Linked DNA regions of Mus musculus: region 2 is linked to region 1. A link is a loop called in an ENCODE intact Hi-C map of the cell type or tissue named here. Cell type or tissue: left cerebral cortex. All regions are shown on one strand. Each heading gives the region's core, and the rest is flanking DNA. Links, peaks and the distances in the headings are about the cores only.

Region 1 (11,620 bases), core at 1,415-9,414:
CATTACATAGATATTTTGTTGGCTGATTCTGATGCAGATACTTTAGAGAAAATGTTTAGTGAAACAAAAAGAATTTCACCTTACTGGGGATTGCAGATTGCTTCTGAAAAAAGCAGAGTAGAGATCTGGGTTATTTTGGGTTATATAATAAATCCAATAAAATAAAAATAAATTTCAACCACAAAAGAGACAGATCAGTTTCAAACCCAATGATTTTCAAAAATTAATTTGAGTTATTAATTGGCTACAGCTCACTACTGGATGAACTACTAAAGTGTTAAATAATTTGTTTCAAATGTTACAGGGAAATTCAGACTTAGATAGTACAAGATGGCTAGCAAAGAGAGCAGAGAGTTAACTTTAGTAGAAAAGAGACAGCAGAATGCATATGTGGATCATATAGGTCGCAAACCAGACTGTATTTTGGTTATCTTGTCTTCAATTCATTCTCCTACGGGGCTCATTATGCAAAGAGAAGGTAGTATTTTAGAATGGGTTTACGTAGCATACAAAGTAAAAAATTAAAGACTTATATAGAAAAGGTTTCTGATTTAATTATGAAAGGAAGAATAAGACTGTCAATTGTCTGGAATAGAACAAGTAGAAATCCTACTGTCATATACTAACACTGAGATTACTTCATTATAGGTAACCAATGAAGACTGGCAAATAGCTTGTAGCAACAGTAAATATCCTAAAAACAAGACTCCAGTTTATAAAAAGAACTAATTGGGTTCCCCCACATATTATAAAAGGAATACTAATTCCTGAAGCACCTGCATTTTATACTGATGCAAGTAAGTTGGGAATAGCTGGTTATGTAAGTCAGAAAAAATAAGCAAAGTAATTCAAAGCCCATGTGATTAAGGTCAACAGAGTTGTATGCAATTCTTATGGCATTATTAGATTTTCCTGAACCTCTTAATATAATTACTGACTCTCAATATGCAGAAAGAGTTGTTTTGCATGTAGATACTCTTGGATTTATTCCAGATAATTCAGAATTAACCTTGTTATTTATGCAACAGGCAATCAGAAATAGAAACTATCCATTATATATCACCCATATTTGGTCTTATACAGGCTGGCCAGGTCCATTAGTACAAGGAAATGAAGAAACTGAGCAATTATTAATGTAATAGGAAATGTATTATTAGAAGCCTCAATATTTCATGAAAAACACCATGTTAACTGTAAAGGTTTTTTAAAAATATACCGATCACCTGGAAACAAGCCAAGAAATATATAAGAAAATGTCCTACTTGTTCTTTGTATAACCTGTGGTTTTTAAAACAAAAATCCCAGCCATTCAATTATACCAATGAAGATTCAGGAGCCAAATGCTGTGGTGAAAACCTGCTAGCTTTGAGAAGCAAGGAACTCACCCAGCTGACCTTCCTACTCCACAGACATCCCAGAAGGAAAAGGCCCTTCTCCTTCTCCATGCTGTCTTAAATACCCTTCACATCAAAGAAAGGTCTTCCTTTCTGTTTACTTCACTGTCATCCACTGTCAGTTGGCAAGCATGCTCTGCCTCCTGACCTAGCATTGACTTTGTTTAGCTTTCAAATTAAAGGTGTATGCTAGGGCTGAGCCACACCACAAATGCTTGTTTACAAATACCAGAATGCTCTTGGGTTACAGGTGTATGCTAGGGCTAAGCTACACCACAACAAGGTTTTTCCAGTTTACAATCTTGAGGTTCAAAATGTGTTCAAATATCTTGCAACATTTCCCCCTTTTTGTCTAAATAAAAGACTCTCTAACATTGGTAAGCTATATACTCTGGTAAGAATTACATTCATAATACCCAGTCCATTTGTATTTGGCAACCTTGGAGAAAGTACTCTACTATATATCCTATCTTGGTAAATCAAAAGTTCTGTACCTAAATCATTTTCTATCATAACTTGCATTTATCAACATAAAAACATCTTTTTAGATCTTAAAATATTTTCTTAATTCCTAAAGAACTCAAGCTTAACTATGAGACTATAACGATAGTCTCCAACCCTATCAGAGACATGAAAAGGCTAAATATTACCTGAATAAGCAAGAAATGCTAAGTAAGCAGCTTTCATAACTACAGAAAGGACAAATACTGCTAGCTCCCTTACAATCACCCAAAATTCCTCTGCAACTTTGGAACATCCATTTCTTTGGCCTACTGGTCCAGAATATCTCACAGATTTTTCTGTGAAACAGGAATCATGAAGGACTTCTCTACGCTGTCCTGGCACATTTGGCACTTCACTTTCTTTGTGTCCTGCTTTTTTTCCACAGCTTGGACAGCATACAGTCAGCAGTTTGAAGCAAGGCCAGTTTCTTGCCTGGTGGCAGCTTGCCACATTTGAAGCAAACTCCACAAGGATGTTCTTCAATGTTCATTATCTTCTTTGAAATTGTATGGGGGTACTGCCAGAATGTGACATGTCTCATTGTCAAAAAAGTCTTAAGCTAATAAAACATCTTTAAATGCCATCTATCTCAGTGTATTTGAATAGGGAAACGTTGCTTGTCTCTAGTGTACTCTCTGATTAACTTTGAAAACATCCATGATCCATAAACTAATACCTAACAAAACTACAAGTTTGATTGACTTGCATTTCTTAATTATCCTAAACAACTTGTACTGGTAGCTTTCAAAAGGACAAGAACTTTACGTTGCATTTTTAAGAATCACAAAGGTGCAATATCTTAAAAGGAGTTGATACATAGTATGTTGTAACTAAAATATAACCTTAATTTTGTATCATATACAAAGATCTATACCAATGCAACCAAATACAACCTTAATTTTGTATCAATATCTGTAAAAGTAGATTCAATTATCTACCTTTCTTCCCTATTATTCCTATACCCCCTCCCATTTTTGTCTTTAAAAAATCCCAGAAGGAAAAAGTCCATTCTCCTCTACAACTTCCTTAAATACTTCCTAACTTAATCTCTTTCCTTTCTGTTTACTTTTCTGTTTACTCCCTGTCAACTGATTGCTTGTTCCTCATCTTAACCTAGGGTTGACTTTGTTTAGCTCTTGTGTTAAAGATGTGTGCCGGAAGGAAGGAAGGAAGGAAGGAAGGAAGGAAGGAAGGAAGGGAGGGAGAGAAGGAGGAGGGGGAGGGGAAGGGGAGGAGAAAGAATTGGGGGGGGGGGAAGGAAGGTAGGTAGGTGTGTGCTAGGGTTGAGCCACACAAGGTTTTTCCAGTTCTCAATCCTGGGGTTCACAATGTGATCAAATATTCTATAACAATAATCAAACTCCATTACCTACTGGAAGTAACTCCTAAAGGCAACAAAAGAAATGAAATCTGGCAAGGGGATTATGGAAACTGGGATTCAGGAGGGGGTGAGAGAGGTGGAGTCTCAAACCCAGGAAACAAGACTCCAGAGACCAGCACTAAGGTGCAGATCTACTGTGCTACACAGCAGCAAGAGTGTTTATATGGCCTTTGGGCCAATAGAGAATTGACACAAGCTCTAGAATAGTCAACCATCTCACAGGCATTATGGGGAGGTGCCAGGCTGCCAGCACCCACGTGGACTTCCATATAGATGGAGGGTTGAAGCACCCACTGCACTGTTTTGGGCCATCCTGAGGCTCCAGTAGTTTGCTAGGATCCTCTATTTTGTGTGCACAGTATGCCAGTGTACATGGTCACTAGTACTACAGAGGAGCTTAGAGGCTTTGCTTACCATCCACTAGGCCACATCCAGGGGCTCAGCACCCACAATGGGTATGTTTCATTTTTCAGAATTTAGGAAACTAAAGTTTGTACACCATACCACTGATTATACTCAGGGTTTCAATGTGCAATGGCTATGAGTTTTTTTTGTTGTTGTTGTTTGTTTTTTGTTTTGTTTTGTTTTGTTTTGTTTTTCAAGACAGGGTTTCTCTGTATAGCCCTGGCTGTCCTGGAACTCACTTTGTAGACCAGGCCTCGAACTCAGAAATCCGCCTGCCTCTGCCTCCCAAGTGCTGGGATTAAAGGCGTGCGCCACCATCACCCAGCGGCTATGAGTTTTGAAAAAGCTGATTCTGGGGCTAGAGAGATGGCTCAGGGGTTAAGGGCCCTGGCTCTTCTTCCAGAGGTCCCAAGTTCAATTTCCAGCAACCACATGGTAGCTAGCTTACAACCATCTGTAATAGAATCCTATGCCCTCCTCTGGTGTGTCCAAGGAGAGCCACAATGTACTTAAGTACATAGAATAAATAAATCTTAAAAAAAAAGCTGATTCTGTAATTATACATTTACTGGAAGTAATCACTAATATAGGAATTCCTGTACAATATCCCTACATATATATCCAGAAAGATGAAGCAATTCTTTGCAAATTATAATATAATGTTACAGGTATACCAAACAATCATATAGGACAGGCAATTATAGAAAGATCTAATTGTATTTTAAAAGAAATGCTTATAAAACAAAAAGAAAGAATAAAGACCCTCTAGGATAGACTAAATAGTACTCTGTTTAAATTTCCTAATGTTAATGAGAAAGGAACAACAGCAGCTGAGAGACACAGGGTTATTTTTAAAAAATTGTGGAATTAACTCAGTCTATATACTATAAGGATGTATTAACATCAGAACGGAATCCAAGAATATCTTGCATTGGGGACATGGATTTGTTTATCTTTCTATAGGAAACAAAAAGCTGTGATAACATCAAACAAAGCTAAGAGTTGATCGGGAGATCTTCTGAGAAGATAACCTGACCAGTCACTGCCTTTGCCTTCGAGCCAAAAAATCCTGGTCAAGAGATCTTCGATCCTTAACCACTGAAAGGTCTATGAGCAGGACTTTGGTCTACAGCAATACAGAGGCCATCTACAATGCAGAGCAACAATAGGCCTATGTGAAGAATTTTAAGACAGACTGCTGAATACCACATCCTGCATGCCCAAGTCAGAACTATAAGTAAGCCAAAGGTTCACAGAACTGAGGGAAGAGAGATTAAGAGACTTTGACAAGGAACTCCAGAAAATAAGATGCTAGAAGATAAGACAGTCCAGGATTATAAATGGTTCAAGAAATACTCAAGTTAGCCAGACGTGGTGGCGCACGCCTTTAATCCCAGCACTCGGGAAGCGGGGACAGGCGGATTTCTAAGTTCGAGGCCAACCTGGTCTACTGAGTGAGTTCCAGGACAGTCAGGGCTATACAGAGAAACCCTGTCTCGAAAAACAAAACAAAACAAAACAAAACAAAAACAGAAAGAAAGAAAAGAAATGGATATAAAAAGGCAACAGAAGGGCTAGAGCATGACTGTTCTTCCAGGGGTCCTGAGCTCAATTCCCAGCAACCACATAGTGTCTCACAACCATCTGTAATGGGATCTGATGCTCTCTCCTGGTGTGTCTGACGACAGCGATAATATACTCACATACATAAATTTAAAAACTTAAATTAAAAAAAAAGAAAGAAAGAAAGAAGAGAAGAGAAGAGAAGAGAAGAGAAGAGAAGAGAAGAGAAGAGAAGAGCAGAGCAGAGCAGAGCCAAGTCAGCAGAGACAGAGCGCGGTAGAGCATTAGAGGAGGATTGGACTAGGGTCAGAGAAGAGTAGGGCAGAGTAAGTACAGTTCAGGTGGCAGAAGAGTAAAGTCAAAAACAGTGAAAGGTGATAATTGAGAAGGTGACAGTTGAGCCAGGAGAAGCTGAGCTGAGTCAGAAAAGATATTGTTAGAAGACAAGAGAAAAACCCACACAAAGAGAGAAAAAAGAAAATAGCTATAATTGAGGACAGCCAGGGCTACACAGAGAAGCCCTGCCTCAAAAAAAAGCAAAACAAAAAACAAAAAGGAAAGGGTTAAGGAGCCGAGTGGCAGCTGTGCTGTGAGCCAGGAGAAAGCTTCAGGCCAAGCAGAAAGACTGAGCACAGGCTCAGCGCAGCCAGACTCTTGCCAACATCACCCTCTTGTGGCAAATTTGGCAGACTGCACTATTTCATTAAGGCCAAGTCACATGCAGTCTGTCCACTAGTCTGTCCAGACTGACTGACATCCTCTAACCTATCCTCTGTACTCTGCACATGACCTGAAAACGCTGGACCAAGGCTCATCCTTGAGGAGCGCTATCCTAGACTAATTTCCTTATATTTTTTATGTAGACCAGGCTAGGTTGGATCCACCTGCCTTCCAAATGCTGGGATAAAAGGCATGTACCACCACCTAACTTTTTATTCTACAAAAATGCTAGCCTCAAAGAACTTAGTCTTAATTTCTATCTTACAAATGGGACACAGAATAAAGTCTTAAGCGAACTGCCCACAAACTTGCTAACTGCTTGTGGAAGCCAACAATGAGTAAGGTACTCACTAGCATAAGACAGCCACAGAATCTGTTACTGCTATTTGAAAGGCATGCAAGGGCGAGGCACAGAGTACTGATAATAAACTCCTAGGCATTGGGCAGTTTAGGAGTAATCAGGGAAGAGCAATACATCTGGAAACAATTTCAAACGCAGTAGACAACAAGCAAGCCACTGCACCCACTCATGAAATGCATCCCTCAGGCCGGACATGATGGCGCACGCCTTTAATCCCAGCACTCGGGAGGCAGAGGCAGGCGGATTTCTGAGTTCGAAGCCAGCCTGGTCTACAGAGTGAGTTCCAGGACAGCCAGGGCCACACAGAGAAACCCTGTCTCGAAAAACAAACAAACAAACAAACAAAAAAGAAAAAAAAGAAATGCATTCCTCGCTTTAACAGAAAAGGATTCTTAGGGGGCGCTGGTGCCATCATGTTTATTTAAAAAAAATTGTACATAGGGAAAAAAGCAACTTTCCTTTTCATCAACTAATCTCATTTTATGTTTTGAGATGAGGTTTCTTGTAGCCCAGGTTATCCTTGAAAAGCCTATGTAACCACCTTAATTTCTTTATCAAGCTAGGATCTCATAGGTGTGGATGACAATGCATGGTTTACCGCTCACTTTTTAGTTAAAGACAGGGTGGTCATTTAAGAATTAAAGGAAATAAAGTCAACTACTGTTCTATTACACGCATAGCTCATTCAGCTGCCCCCTCTATATCTAGATATGAGGACAATGCTTTAAACTTCCCTTGATTGGCCCGAGCCTACAATCAAACAAGTGAGAACCTAACCAAGCCTGCTCCAAAAACAAAACACAAACTCAAGGTGTATACCTCGACTTTGAGCACCCAAAAAAAAAGTAAAATCAAACACAAATGATGAGGGTTAATAAATCGGCCTTGAGGAACATGCTTACAATCCCAACACAGAGAAAGCTGAACCAGGAGAGCCAAAGCTCCAGAACAGCATAGGCTACACCTTAAGACCCAAAGTAACAATAAGTCTTTAGAGCTCTTCTTCCATAATGCCTAAAAACTATTCCAAGTAACTTACTTGTGGTTAGAGATGACCCACTGTCTAAATTCACTTATTGCTATAGCACAGAATCCAAATTCAGTTCTCAGAACCCATGTAGGGCAGCTTACAACTGCTTCTAATAACTCCAGGCACCTTATGGTCTCCAAACATAGCATAACTCATACAAATACATAAACATAAATGAAAATAAGATAAAATAAATCCTTTTCATTTCTCTTCTTTGTTTTGTTGTTGTTATTTAATATAGGGTTTCTGGGCAGTCCTGGAACTAGCTCTGTAAATCATGTTGGCCTTGAATGTAGAGATCCACCTGCTTCTGCCACCTGAGTGCTGGGATTAAATCAATGCACCAACACTGATTGGCTATAAATCTTTTTCTTAAAACATACTGGTTCTTGGGACTGAGTGATGACTAAGTGTTTAAGAACACCTGGTGCTTTTGCAAAAGATCTAGGTTCGGTTCAAAGTTCCCACATAGGAGCTTAGAACCATCCTTACTATACAGCAGTTCGGGGGATCTAGCACCCTCTTCGGGCCTCTACAGGCACCAGGCATGCACACAGCACACATATACTGGCAGGCAAAACACTCAATATACATTTAAAAAGAACTGTGTTGGCGGGGCTACAGAAATGGCTCAGAGGTTAAGAGCACTTGTTGCTCTTGCAGAGAACTCAGTTTCAGTAATCAGCACCTGTATAAAGTGTCCCATAAATAGTCACAAACCCAGTTCCAGTAGACTCAACAGGTATGCATGTAGCATACCCATACACCCACACAGACAAAACCTTCACACACATAATACAATCTTTTTTAAATATTTAGATATATTGATTCTTACTTTTACATTATTTTATTATTACTATCATTATTTTGCATGCATGGATGTTTATGCATCACATGCAGAGGCCATAAAGGGGCACTGGAAATTGTACTGGCTGGCTTTGTGTGTCAACTTGACACAAGTTGGAGTTATCACAGAGAAAGGAGCTTCAGTTGAGGAAATGCCTTACAGCTGGATCTCATGGAGGCATTTCTTCAACTGAAGCTCCTTTCTCTGTGATAACTCCAGCCTGTGTCAAGTTGACACACAAGACCAGTAAATTTGTACCAGCATAGTGGTGTATTCCTGTGACAACCTGATAATGTTTTGGGGAGGACTGTGGAAGGACTTTGGGCTAGAAGAGCCATTGAAGCGGATATTCTGTAGGAGCTTGGAAGATAATGTTGAGAACAGTGCAAATGATGGAGGCCAGCCTTGTAAAATTTCAGAGGAAAGACTCTTATCAGGGTCGTGATGTTTTGATTGTGAAGATTCTGTGGTTTTGGTTAGCTGGGGCTGAAGAATCGGCTGTGATTAACAAGATACCAGAACTACTAAAGCAAATCTTTGTGTTACTGGGACTATTGATGCTGGTTAGCTGGAACTAAGAAATTAGTGTTAATTAAGAAGAGACCAGCATCACAGAGGTGAAATCTTCTGGGAAGTGTTTTTTGAGAGCTGTTTTCCAGAGATAGCCAAGGATGTACTTCATGCTGCAGCTGGACTTGGTAATGTATAAGAGTCACCCAGGTGGTACTGGTTATGAGACATGAAGGGGTCATGAAGAGCAGCTGAGGCCCAGCACTGTGAGAAGTCATGAAAGGCTATTGGTGTAGGTGCAGCTTCAGTTGCAATTGATGGCCCAAAACCATTGTGGGGTCATGCAAAAGAGTTGAAGAGAGCCTATGAGTGGATCCTATTACTTCGGATCCTATTACAGTTGGTTGAGAGCCATCATGTGGTTGCTGGGATTTGAACTCAGGACCTTCAGAAGAGCAAACAGCCAGTGCCTTTACCTGCTGAGCCATCTCACCAGCCCATACTTCCCTATTTTTACCCATTTGTATCAGTCCTAAACTGTGGGAATATAAACCAGTTATAAGAAAACAGAAAATTAAGAAATAAGCTTCTGCCAGGCAGTGGTGGCAACGCCTTTAATCCCAGCACTTGAGAGGCAGAGGCAGGCAGATCTCTGAGTTTGAGGCCAGAGTGAGTTACAGGACAGCCAGGGCTATACAGAGAAACTGTGTCTTGAAAACAAAAAAAGGAAAGGGGAAGGGGAGGAAAGGGAAAAAGAAAAAGGGAAAGGAAAGGAAAGAAAGAGAGAGAGAAGGGGAAGAAAGGGAAGGAAAGAAAAGAGAAAAGAAATGAAAAGAAGTAAGCTTCTTCAAACTCTGCAGAGAATCCGTTGAGTGGGAGGAACACCACAGCTACCCATTAGCTTCCACAATATTAGGCCTTACCACTTCCTATTGAATTTCCCTTATTTTCATGTGAGTCAGTTAAAGGACCACTGTGAACTATTTTCCATTAAGAAATCCAATTTTCTCCTTGGAGCCAATATTTATGTGAATATGGTAAGATCTTCTACTCTCAATTCTTCACATGATAGAGTGTATGTATGTCTCCCCATACAAAGCCAGCAGGTTTTCCACTTTGGTTATAGAAAGTCAAAAGTGATGTCAATCCCACATCAACCCTAAAAAGACAGCTGAGGGCTGGGGGGCTAGGAAGACACCTCAGGTGGTAATATGCTTGCCTTGCAAGCAAGGAACAGAAAGACACCCAGAATCAATGTAAAATGGCAGGGGAGGAAGGCAGAAATAGGCAAATTTCTAAAGCTTACCAGTCTAGCCTACTTGGTCAGTTTTAAGCCAGTGAAGGACAGTGTCACAAAAACTACAATAAAAATAACAAACACTGGCCCAGTGAGATAGCTAAGTGAGGAAGGAAAGACACTTGCCACCAAACTTAATGGCCTGAGTTCAACCTCCAGGATCCACAAGGTGAAAAGAAAAACATGGACCCTGTTAATTGTCCTTTGACTTCTATACAGCAAGCACAAAGGTGTTTGAGAAACAACATCCAACACTGTCCCCTGGCCTCCACATGCAGTGTACACACCTCCTCCTCAGATGAAAATAATCATAACCTGAAGAGTACTATTTCATCCTCCTCCTCCCTCCCTCAGTCCCATGCAGCTCAGTCTTGGAACCTGACAATGCAAGCTTCAAATCGCAAAGTTCTGAACCTCTGTCTTCACCCAAGTGCTAGGATTACAGGTGTGTTGCTACCAAGCTAGTTACATGGGGTTCAAACCCAACCCAGAGCTTCATATACTGTAAGCTTGGCTAATCCCTAGGGACAAACTAAGCTCAGATAGAATTATTGATACATTTAATCAAGTGATAAAAAGAAAATTATCAGACTGGAGAGAAGGCTCAGCGGCTAAGAGAACTGACTGCTCTTCCTGAGGTCCTGAGTTAAATTCCCAGCAAGCAACCACATGGTGGCTCACAACCATCTGTAATGGGATCCAATGCCTCTTCTGGTGTATCTGAAGAACTCATATACATAAAATAAATAAACCTTTAACAAAAATAGTATTAAAAAGAAAAGAAACAAAACAAAACAAAACAAAAAGCCAGACGTGGTGGCGCACGCCTTTAATCCCAGCACTCGGGAGGCAGAGGCAGAGGCAGAGGCAGAGGCAGAGGCAGAGGCAGAGGCAGAGGCAGGCAGATTTCTGAGTTCGAGGCCAGCCTGGTCTACAGAGTGAGTTCCAGGACAGCCAGGGCTATACAGAGAAACCCTGTCTCGGGAAAACAAAACAAAACAAAACAAAAACAAAAAAAGAAAGAAAAAAGAAAAGAAAAATATCAATTTTGCATAGCTAGTCTAGAAGACAGACATTAGGGCACACATGCTCTGCTCTCTCTCCAGCTCATGCTGTTTGCTTATCCATTGTGTGGGGCTTTGTTTTATTTTGCTTCATTTCTTTTTTTTTTTTTTTTTTTAAAAAAGATTTATTAAGTACACTGTAGCTGTCTTCAGACCCTCCAGAAGAGGGAGTCAGATCTCATTATAGATGGTTGTGAGCCACCATGTGGTTGCTGGGATTTGAACTTCGGACCTTCGGAAGAGCAGTCGGGTGCTCTTACCCACTGCATTTCAGACACAGATCAAGTTCTCCTCAAACTTTCAATAGTTCTACCTCAGTCTTCAATGGCAGCCAACTCATTTTTGAAGTCTGCATGATTTCAATTCTAAATCCAAACAAAAGAGCACGCTAACTCACTTAAAATGCTGTTCCATGCAAAAGTGAAGCACAAGATGCCCACGTGTTCTAGGCTGATAAAGCAGGGTAGACAATGATTTCCAGGGCTGCTTGAGTTGCAGCATGAGATTCTGTCTCAAAATACTAAACCACCGACCAAATATACAT
Region 2 (11,620 bases), core at 1,315-9,314, 55 kb after region 1:
AAACAAAAACCTTTTGCCACTGTAAAAGAAAGAAAGTGATTGATGGCAGGCTTGATGGCACGTGCCTCTACTGTCAGCACCTGGGAAGCAGAGGCAGGCAGGCTCACGAGGCATGAGTTTCTTCAGAAAGGTTACATCTACATCTACTTCTCATCTCTGATTTTCTTGCATTTAATTACCTATTCTTTTTTTAAATTTATTTATTACTATACATAAGTAGCTGACTGCAGATGTGTCAGACCTCATTTCAGGTGGTTGTGAGTCACCCTGTGGTTACTGGGATTTGAACTCAGGACCTTTGGAAGAGCAGTCAGTGCTCTTACCCACTGAGCCATCTCTCCAGCCCTTAACTACCTATTCTTAACATTAAAAAAATAATAAGATTGGGAATACAGCTGAGCAGCAGAGATTTCCCTACCTTGTGCAAAGCTTTAGCCCTTGAACTGAGTGTAGTGTCACACGAATTCAAAGCCAGCCAGGGATATATAATAAAACCCTGTCTCAATAATAATAATCCACAAATTTTGAAATTGTCAACTACAAAGGTCTACAGTCAAAACTCAATCACCAAATTTGAAAGCAAAGTTAGGAAGAACCAAATCTCTAACTAAAGCTAAGCTATCTAGCTATAATACCAAAGCTGAATGCTGATATAGAACTGTGATATTCCCAAGCAAGAAGATGGCTTTAGTCCAGGAGCTTTTAGACCAGCCTGGGCAACACAAGACCCCAATCTCAGCGGAAAAAAGAAAATCCAGGTGCTTCCTTCAGTTGTCAGCAAACAATAGAAAATACTTTAATATAAAATGTAACCTTATTTGTATATTTGAGATTTTACCATACGCATACTGTTAAACATATGAATGGATTTGTTTTTCAACCTGAAAAGGGAAAATATTGGGAACATACCCCAATCTAGGTACAGTAAGCATATGCTTATAATCCTAACATTTGAAAAGCTTAAGCACAGCCAGGTAGTGGTGGTTCATGCCTTTAATCCTAGCATTCAGGAGACAGAAGCAAGTGGATCTCTGAGTTCTCGGCCAACCTGGTCTACAGAGCTCCAGAACAGCCAGGGAGGGCTACAGAGACAAACCCTGTCTTGGAGTGGGGTATACATGGACACACATCGGTGGTGAATGCTTTTTAATCTAACTAAGGCAGCAGGTGAATCTCTGAATTCAATGCCAGCCTGGTCTACAAATGGAGTTCTAGAATAGCCAGGGCTCAAAAAAACAAAAACAAAAGAACAAAAAAATAAAGGAATATGGATGAAGAGGATTGCTCTGAGCTCAGCTAAGGCCCAGGCCAGACTACATAGTAAAGTTCCAGGCCAGCCTGGGCTACAGAAAAAACCTTGTCTCCAAAAGTCTACAAAACAGGAGCACGGGAAATGGCTCAGAGGTTAAGACCAATTGTTGCTCTAGCAGAAGGCCCAGATTGGTTCCCAACACTCACATAGTAGCTCAGAGCCATTCCTGCCTTAAGGGATCCAACCCCTTCTCCTTACTTCCACGGGCACTAAACACGGTGCACATACAGAGGCAAAACACTCATGCATAAAATAAATAAACATAAAATAAAATTTTAAAAAATAATACAAGTCTCTAGCGGCAAGGCAGGGGCATCTCTGTGGGTTCAAGGACAGCCAGAGCGAGAGAGACCCTGTCTCTGACTCAAAAAAAGAAAAGAAAAAAAGCAAGATATAATAGTGAGAAGACCTGACAGCTCCGCCCAGCTCAGCAGATAAAAGCACTTGCTGCCAAGTCTGAATTTGAGTTCAATACCCAAACCCCAGGTAAATAGAGACTGACTCCCAAAGTTGTCCTCTGACCTCCACACTCATACGCACGTGCACACATACACGCACATACACACACATACACACACACACACACACACACACACACACACAGTAAATGTAAAAATAAGTAAAATATTAATCCCAGCACTTGGGAGGCAGAGGCAGGCGGATTTCTGAGTTCAAGGCCAGCCTGGTCTACAAAGTGAGTTCCAGGACAGCCAGGGCTGTACAGAGAAACCCTGTCTTGAAAAACCAAAAAAAAAAAAAAAAAAAAAAGAAAAAGAAAAAAAAGTAAAATAAATACAATAAGAGACACACCCTTGCATTTTCATTGCCCTCATTGTAATACTATAATCAACTGGTTTACTGATTAGGCTACCAAGAACAATGGAGGTGTTTTTGGGCCAGTGGATAATTAAATCCAATTGTGTACAAGGCATCAATACTTCAACAAGTACTGAAACCTGACTCATAAATCTCTGCTGAGTGTGTTTCCATCAGTATATCCCCCCCCCCTTTTTTTTCTTTTTTTTTTGGTTTTTCGAGACAAGGTTCCTTTGTGTAGCCCTAGCTATCCTGAAACTCACTCTGTAGACCAGCCTGGCCTCAAATTCAGAAATCCACCTGCCTCTGTCTCCCAAGTGCTGGAATTAAAGGTGTGCGCCACCACTGCCTGGCAAGTATATTCGCTTTCATTTAAAAAGCCCCTGGAAGGGCTGGCGAGATGCCTCAGAGATTAAGAGCACTGATTGCTCTTCCAAAGGTCCTGAGTTCACAATCCCAGCAACCACCCGTAAAGAGATCTGATGCCCTCTTCTGCTGGGTATGAAGTCAGTTACAGTGTACCTATGTATAATGATAAATAAATCTTTGAGCCAGAGCAAGCAGGGACTGGGTGAGAGGGGCTGACCAGAGAGCAAGCAGTGTTAACCCGAGCGAGCAGAGGTCCTAAAAAGAAAAAAAAATTCATTTGCCAATAACCACATGAAGGCTCATAACCACATGTACAGCTACATAAATCCTTTTTTTTGTAAACCCCTGAAAGATGGTAGGTACTAGCTCAAAAAGCAATAGTTTTAATTACTTTAAGCTAAGTGTAAAACGAGATTATGACTGACTTAAAAATATCAGCTTTGAAGGAAATGGTATGGACCATCAGACTCCATCAATTGAAAAGCCATGAACATATTCCCCAAAGTGGAGAAAAAGTTACAAAGTTGCAAGTACCTGCATCATAGTACAGACAGATCCAGCCTCTTGCTTAGCAACTGCAGTGTTGTCTACAAAACACTCAGCCTGTCATAGTCAGGGCATGACAACTGTTCACCCTAAATCCATGTGCTCAGCTTGGATTCAGGATTGATTTATAAAAATAGCTGCTGCTGCTGGTCTTTGAATCTCTGCGCTGATGACTGGGCAGTGTTACCCTATAGGCCTAGAGCAGCTGTATTTCCCTTACCACACCCATCGCTCTGCCTACCCAGCCAAGCTGCCGGCAACCGCCCCCCTCCCGTTTGTCACCCTCCCACCCCCACCCCCCAACTCTACACCATACTATTCTCCCTCCTCCTGGGCTGAGTGAGCAAATTACAAGCACAAATATCCCCTGATGCAATGCCACAACCATCCCTGGGAAAGAGCAGAGGCAGTTGCCAAAAGCGCAGCAGTAGGAAAACGGGCGGGAGACACTCGCAGGGAGCAAGAAACACTGCAGAGGCCCTGGGGAGAAATTCTGTAACTGGACCAGCGGAGGGCAAGGAGAAAGGGGGATTCCAGCAAAAGGCTGGGTAACACTAATCTTGCCTGAGAAGTACAGGCTACAACTCCGCTCCAGGAGGGGGCGAGTTCTGGATTCCTAAAACACAAACCTGTGGGGAAATCAGCCTCTTCCCCTAAAGACCAAATGCATTTAATCTACACAATCCAAGAGATAAGCAAACCCTCCCCAAAACGCCCAGGAGGCAATCTCAAGTAAAGTTGAGTTCCGACAGTAACAGTCCAAAAGAGCTCGTCCCGGGTGCTAAAATAAACCACAATCTCTGCTCCGAGTAACGTTTCCGACAGCCGCTGCTAGCCCTGGTCCCTGTTTCCGGACTCCGCACCCTTAACGTGACCCCTTTTGCATTCCCGAAGCCAGACACTAGATGCGCGTCAGTCCCCAAAGTGTGCGGGACCCACGCACACAAGGGCTCGAGTTGGATTCTCCAGACCACCCCTCGGCCCCACCCATAACCCCCAGAAGGGACACGCAGAGCTCGCCTCAGTCCCCACATACACGGACGCCCCTCCTGAAGCCTGGAGAAACGACCCCGGCGTCCTTCTGCATCCCGAACCCCACCCAAGGGCCCAGGCTGCAGTCGACCCTCAGTGTCCCGGCTCAGCACATGCCCAGCCTGAGGCAAGCCCCTCGGCTCCACAACCTCCGAAGCCCTGATACAAAATCTCTCCGCCCGCCTCGCCCCCTACGGTCCCCTCAGAAGGCGTCTCAGAAACTCCGAAGGTCACGCCCGCAGGCCCCCCACCAGGCCCCCTCTCTCAACCACCCCGGCGTCCCGTAGGCGGACAGCCACCGCCCTTCCCCGCCTCGGGAGGGACCTGCGGGGTCCCCGGCGGCCACCGCGAGAACCTGGGCGGGAGTCGTGGAGGTTAGTGAGGAGGCCGACCCTCCGATCTCAATCACAGCCGCACCTACCCGCCGCCGCCGCCGAGCCCAAGCCGGAGCCGCAGGAAGCCGGGAGAGGGCAGAGAGGAGCCGGGAGCAGCCGGGAGGAGCCGCAGAAGCCACAGACCTAGCCGGAGGGGCGGGGCACAGGGAGGTGGCCGCTTCCTCGTCGCCCTCTTGAAGGCCGGCACGAAGGCGGAGCGTGCTCGCCGTCAGCGGGTGCCGCCCCAGCCAATGGGCGCCACCGAAGGGCGGGCCGAGGCGCCGCGAACCAATCCACGCCGGCCCCTACTCCTCGCCCTCTCCGTGGAAGCAGCACGAGTGGCGGACCGTTGGCGCGGCGCGCGTCGGGGGTCTAGACTGCGGCCTCCCGCCCGCGGATGCCTCAGCGAATGGCGAGGCTCAGGCCGCCTCCGCCGTTCTGAGAGGGCCGCCGCTTCCTTTTCCAGCAGAAAGGATGCTAGTGTCAGGCGCACGCGCCTGCGTACGGGTGGGCCTGAGTGGGCCCCGCCGGCCCTGACTGGTGGGCTCTATGATGTAATCTGGGAGGGGCGGGGGCGGGGCCTTGGGTTCACTGCTAACCGCGAGGAACTGACTGGGAGCTGAGGGCGCAGCTCATAGTAGCTGCCTGAAACGTGGCTGGACCAAGTTGAGAAGGAACATTGTTGAATGCAAAACTGATTATATGGGGCCGGGCGTGGTGGCGCACGCCTTTAATCCCAGCACTCGGGAGGCAGAGGCAGGCGGATTTCTGAGTTCGAGGCCAGCCTGGTCTACAAAGTAAGGTCCAGGACAGCCAGGGCTCTACAGAGAAACCCTGTCTCGAAAAACAAACAAACAAACAAGAAAAAACTGATTATATAATTGGGAGTGTATTTAGTAACTTAAATAATTTCATGTTTCTTTTAGTTTTTTTCTTTTTTCAACGTAGTTACTTGAAAACTTAAAGATCACCTTTGTTCTGTTTTGGGTTTTTTGCACAGTGCCTCCCACCATAGCGCAGGCTGGCCTGAAATTCACTTTGCATCACCCACCTCCCTCAGAGTGATGGCAATCCCTCAGCCTCAGCCTCCTGAGTGTTGAGATTACAAATTTGAGCCGCCATACACAGCTAAAATTACCTCCTCCTACTCTCCTCTCCCCGCCCCCCTCCTCTAGAGTGTCACTACGGTCACATTATATTGCCTGTGCATAGTACTGGTCCAGAAGAAATAGTGATACCCAACTCCTTTATGCTTATTCCATGATCCACATATCTTAATCATCACAAGAGCCCTACATGGTTAATATATCCTCAGTGCCCTTTGTAGTTTTAGTTATGAGCCTTATCTTTAATAGTTTAATTTTCTCTCCAGCACTCCTCATTCTCATTATGTTAACAGGCAAGTTTAGTAACACCACAGTGTCAACAAGACAATGTTTGGCTAGTGGGGCTTTAACTTCAGTAGCCAGGTGCTAGGATTGTAAACTCAGGCATATAGGGGTTACCAGGAGAACTTGGTTAGGAAGTACAGCTGTGCTTTTGTAGCCTTAGGAAAGGTAAGCCTCAGTTTCCTCGTTTATGAAAATTAGATAATAGTCACTCTCAATAAAGTTACTAATAGGATGCCAAAGGTAAAATACCATATTCCCGATGAAGTCTCAGCATGGCTAAACAAATTATGTAAACCTGTGGAAGACTTCTAAACCTTTCTGTATCGATATTGTGTAACAGTTTCCTCCAAGATTGGAACTTTCCATTAAGCAGGAAGGCCCTGAAACCATCTAGTTTTACTAGGCTACTTCCTGCCAGAGTTCAGCGTCCCTCTCAGAAAAGAAGACCTACGCAGTAAAGAAGATTCTCAGAAGAGCAAAAGTTGCAGACTCTTAAGACCAGACCAGCTGCCTGAGAGAAGCAGAGACCAGCCAAGCCGCCTGGAAGAGGTTTAGACCAGCCTTACTTACTCAACCCATTGAGTGGCCTGCAGGCTATGCAGTGTGCCCCAGTTTTCCCAATTTGTGAGTTGTTACCAGTATTGGGGTGGGCCTTGGTGATTCAGCTGTCTTTGAGTCATTTCTGCTACTGTCAGTAACCCCTCACTCATATTTCATCATAGTACTGAAGGTAGCCCCAATAAAACTAATTGGTTCACCAAGCTGGGCTTTGGTTTGTCATGAGTTTCCTCTCTGGGATAAGTAGACTTCTGTATTGCATTTCCCCAGGGAAAGTTTTGTCACACAATACTCATTCATTTAAGCAGTAAATGGAGATGATGATAATATACATGAGATCCATATTAGTAACTGTCCTAAAGTACATACATAGTTACTTACGATTTAGTAGACATAGTTTACTGTTAAAGCCATAGTAACTGGAGAAATGGGTCAGCGGTTAAGAGCACTGACTGGTTTTCTAGAGGTCCTGAGTTCAATTCCCAGCCACAACATGGTGGCTCAAAACCATCTGTCATGGAAATTGATGCCCTCTTCTGGTGTGTCGTGTGTCTGAAGACAGCTACAATGTGCTCATATATATTAAATCATATTTTAAAAAATCATAGTAACTAACCTAATGTAACAATACACACCTTTAATCCCAGCACTTGAGAGGCAGAGGCAGGCAGATCTCTGTGAGCTCAAGTTCAGCCTGATTTACACAGCTTATTCCATGCAAGCCAGAGAGATGGTGAGAGCCTATCTCAAAAAAATTTTAGGGCTGGGGAGATGGCGTAGCGGGTAAGAGCACTGACTGCTTGCTCTCCTAGAGGTCCTGAGTTCAAATCCCAGCAACCACATGGTGGCTCACAACCATCTATAATGAGATCTGACATCCTCTTTGGTGCATCTGAAGACATCTACAGTGTAGTTAGATATAATAAATAAATCTTTTAAAATTTTTTTTAATTAATTAAAAAAAAAAAAACCTAAGAGAGCAAAAGGATGCCCTGGCATTGTGTGCTGAGGCAATTGGATACCAAGTTAAGGTCAACTAGGCCACCTAAGGTCAAGAACAGCCTGAGCCATATAATGAGACTGTGTCTTTTTTGTTTTGAGTTTTGTTTTGTGTTTTGTTTTTTCGAAACAGGGTTTCTCTATATTACAGCCTTGACTGTCCTAGAATTCTTTGTAAACCTTGCTGGCCTCAGACTCTCAGAGATCCACCTGATTCTGCTTCCCAGATGATGGGGTTAGCCCAGCTGAGACTGTCTCTGTAAAAATAATAATAATAATAAGCTGTGTGGTGATGGTGCAGGACCTTAATACCAGCCCTCAGAAGGCAGAGGCAGAGGACCTTAATACCAGCACTCAGAAGGCAGAGACAGGGGCAGGAGCAGGGACAGGCAGCCTACAAAGTAATTTCCAGGATAGCCAGGACTACACAGAAAAACCCTGTCTCCAAGAAGCAAAACAACAATAATAAGAGTCCAGTGGTCCGTGCTTGTAATTCCATTATTTGGTAAGTGGGAGTTGGAGGATCAGGAGTTCAAGGCCAGCCTGGGATACATGAGACCCTATATCAAATAAACAAAAAAAGTAAAGGTTTTGTGGGAAAGATACAGAACTATAAATAGATAACCATAGAAAGACCATTAATACAACCCAGAAAAGCAAAATATCTGTTATAGATTGCACAGCTGTTATTTAGTGAATCAGAAACCTTGAGCAGGGACTGGAGAGATGGCTCAGTGTTTGAGAGCACTGACTGCTCTTCTACAGGCATCCTGAGTTCAACTCCCAGCAACCACATGGTGGCTCACAACCATCTGTAATGAGATCTGATGCCCTATCCTGGTGTGTCTGAAGAGATCGACAGTGTACTCATATACCTAAAATAATTAAGATAAATCTTTAAAAAACAAAAAAAATATAACCCAGCACTTGGAAGATGCAGATAGGAGAACCAACTGTTCAAGGACAAGTTTGACAACACAGCTCAAGAGACCAAAACAAAACAAAAGAACAAAAGGCAATTCAGTTACCTTTCCTCTACATGTCTGAAATGGAAATAAGGTTATAATGCCAGAAGCATTTTAAAACAAGCCAGAAGCGACAGACAAGGGTGAGGAGGTAGACTGAAAAGAAGCTAGGTCCCTAAGGTGGCTCTAGATTGCCTGTAAAGTAGAAAACCTCTTGCTAATCCTAATTACAGACCTGTAATTATAACTACTCGTGAGATTGAGGCCGGAAGATTGCAAATTGAAGGCCAGCCTGGATTATATATTGAGTTTAAGACAAGTTTGGTGGTGTATGCCTTTAACCCCAGCTTTAAAACAGAGGCAGGTGGAGCCCTGTGAGTTCTAGGCCATCCACAGCTACATAGTAAAACCCTGTCTTTAAAAAAACAAAACAGGGGCTGGAGAGATGGCTCAGGGGTTAAGACTGCTCTTCCAAAGGTCCCGAGTTCAAGTCCCAGCAACCACATGGTGGCTCACAACCATCCGTAATGAGATCTGACGCCCTCTTCCGGTGTGTCTGAAGACAGTTACAGTGTACTTACATATAATACATAAATAATTCTTTAAAAAAAATCAAGCTAATAGATCCTTCGTCTAATGGTGACGTCTACCCATAGCCATCTGCAGCAACCACAATCCCGGCTGATGTGCTAGGAGTAAGAGGCCTGGACTGTAAGATTAGAAACTCAGTCTCAATTACAGACTGGCCTGCAGTAGAGCAGACGGTGCAGCCTTGGGTAAGCTATTCTAACCCCTGGACCTCCGTTCCTCATGACTGTCGGGAAGTGGAACAGACAATTTCTTCTGCTTCTTGCTGTCTGGATCTCACTGACCACTGTACTAGGATTTCCTTTCACTTGAAGACACCTCCCTCATGGCTGGCTGGGTGTTCTTGTTCCTTTGACTGAGAAACCTGAATCCCCCTCAGTAGATACGGGGGTGGGGGCGCACACTTTTAGAGCATTCCAGTACCAACAAGTCACCCTACCCAGGTTCTGGTTCTGTTTTCCTTTCGTTTATCTTCTACTAGAGTCGTCAAAGGCAGAGAAGGTTGTTTCTAGTTTCAAAACAATGGTGCACTGCATTCAGTACTGCTCCTGAACTTGCTGTCTGGTTTTTCCTCAAAAATCCTCAAATGAGAGGGTTGTGGACCCTCAAAGGACCCTCCCGAGGATGGCAGTCTAAGATTGATATTTTTAGAATATGTATTATTTTTATTTATGTGTGTGGGTAGCCATGCCTACAAGTACCCAAGGAATCCAAACAGGGCATCAAATTCCCTGCAACTGGAGTTACAGAAGGTTGTGAGCCACCAGATGTGAGTATGAGTACACAGAACCAAACTCAGTTCCTTTTCAAAAACAAGACGCGCTCTTAGTTTCCAGCTCCAAATTACTTTTTCTTCATTTTATTTGTTTGTTTGCTTATGTGTATTTATTTATTTATTCATTTATTTATTTATTTTGAGGGGTTTGAGACAGGCTTTCATGAAACTTGCTCTGTGTGTAAACCTGCCTGGTCTTGAACTCACAAAAATCCACCTGCCTCTGATTCTGAGTGGTGGGGTTAAAGGCATATGCCACCAAGCATTGCATTTCTGACACAGGGTCTCCAGTGTCCTAGGTTGGCCTAGAACTCTATACATAGCCAAGGATAACCTTTCTGTCCTCCTATGCTAGTGCTACAGGTATGCACATCTATGTGTACTGCTGGGATTTAACTAGAGCTTTATAGATGTTAGGCAAGCATTCTATAAACTGAGCTACAGCTCCTGATATATATGTGTGTGTATGTGTGTGTGTGTGTGTGTGTGTGTGTGTGTGTATGTGTGTATACACACACACATACATATATATATACATATATATATATATATATATGAATGACTAGTCTTCTAGCCGAGGCTAGCTTTCAGATCTCCTCTGAGCTAAGAATGACCTTGATTATTTACTTATTTATTTATTTATTTAGAGACACACTCTCACTATGTAGTCCTGGATGACTTGGAACTCACCAAGTAAACCTGTCCAGCTTCAAACTCAGAGATCTACCTGCCTCTGCCTCCCAAGTATTGGGATTAAAGGAATAAACTGCCAAGTCCAGCCAACCGTGAATTCTTCATCTTTCTACCTTCCCAGAGCCTAGATTGGCCTCCAACTCAGTATCCTCCTGCCTTAGACTCTTGAAGTGCTCAGATGCTGGGATTATAGGAAGTGTCACTATGGTGGTTTGAATAGGAATAGCCCCCATAGAAACTCATAAAAACTCATGTGTTTGAATGCTTGGCCCACAGGGAGTGCCACTATTAGTAGATGTGGTCTTGTTGAAGTAGGTGTGGCCTTGTTGGAAAAAGTATATCACTGTGAGTTTGAGCTTTGAGGTCCTATATACTAAAGCTATGTATACCTAGTGTGGCATATACTCTCCTTCTGCTGCCTGTGGATCAAGATGCAGAACTCTCAGCTCCTTCTTCAGCACCATGTCTGCCTGCACACTGCCATGGTTCCTGCCATGAGAATAATAGAGTAAACCTCTGAAACTGTAAGCTAGCCTCAATTAAATGCTTGCCTTTATGAGTTATCATGGTCATGGTGTCTCTTCACAGCAATGAAACCCTAACTAAGACAGCCACCATCTCTGGCTAGGGTTTTGTGATTGTGTTGCTTTTCTTTTTTTTTAATTGCTTTTTCTGTTTTCTTTCTAGGATCTATGTCCTAGCTGCAGAGCATAACCACTAAGCTATGACTCCAAAACTGCTCAAATGATGTCCTCAGGTCTTTGGCATGCTCAACAGACACCTGGCTTTCTTCCAGTTCTTCTTCTGTCTTCCATTCTTTTTTTTTTTTTTTTTTTTTCGAGACAGGGTTTCCTCTGTATCTCTGTATAGCCCTGGCTGTCCTGGAACTCACTTTGTAGACCAGGCTGGCCTCGAACTCAGAAATCTACATACCTCTGCCTCCCGAGTGCTGGAATTAAAGGCATGCACCACCACGCCCGGCCCCTGCCTTTCATTCTTAACTCCAATAAGATATCCTGATTTCTTTTCAATTCTGACTTCAACTGTCGAATCCTCCAGATTGCCACTGGCTGGCTCTATTGGTTTCTTAAGGCAGAGTCTAGCCCCTCTTCCATCAGTATCCTTGAAATTGATACAGAACAATAATTGTCATTCTGAGTTCCATCTAACCTCTTTCTAGTTCAACATCTGTAGTCACTAAA

What was found. A loop is a pair of places that touch in the nucleus more often than their neighbours do. Peaks named below come from ENCODE experiments on the same cell type or tissue, not always from the same donor. Only the 100,000 strongest peaks of a DNase experiment are listed, where the experiment ranks them.
Region 2: it touches region 1 in a loop (2.9-fold over the local background); 10 of 42 quality-filtered maps call a loop at or near these places.

What each region holds. Positions count from the first base shown.
Region 1 is chr9:109,979,932-109,991,551 of GRCm38, reverse strand. All of the region lies in intron 2 of Map4 (microtubule-associated protein 4), which reads right to left. Among named protein-coding and RNA genes, the nearest start is that of Map4, 54 kb to the right of the region's middle. In left cerebral cortex, for the core only: CTCF peaks have their summits at 5,931 (motif pointing left) and 7,916 (motif pointing left); DNase peaks (open chromatin) are centred at 2,312 and 5,907.
Region 2 is chr9:109,924,817-109,936,436 of GRCm38, reverse strand. It overlaps Map4 (microtubule-associated protein 4), which reads right to left and starts at 4,663. Exons shown (of 19, transcript NM_001205330.1): 1 at 4,497-4,663. In left cerebral cortex, for the core only: CTCF peaks have their summits at 3,430, 3,638 and 4,553 (motif pointing right); DNase peaks (open chromatin) are centred at 4,789, 5,533, 8,202, 9,204 and 2 more places; H3K4me3 peaks cover 2,604 bases; H3K27ac peaks cover 2,305 bases.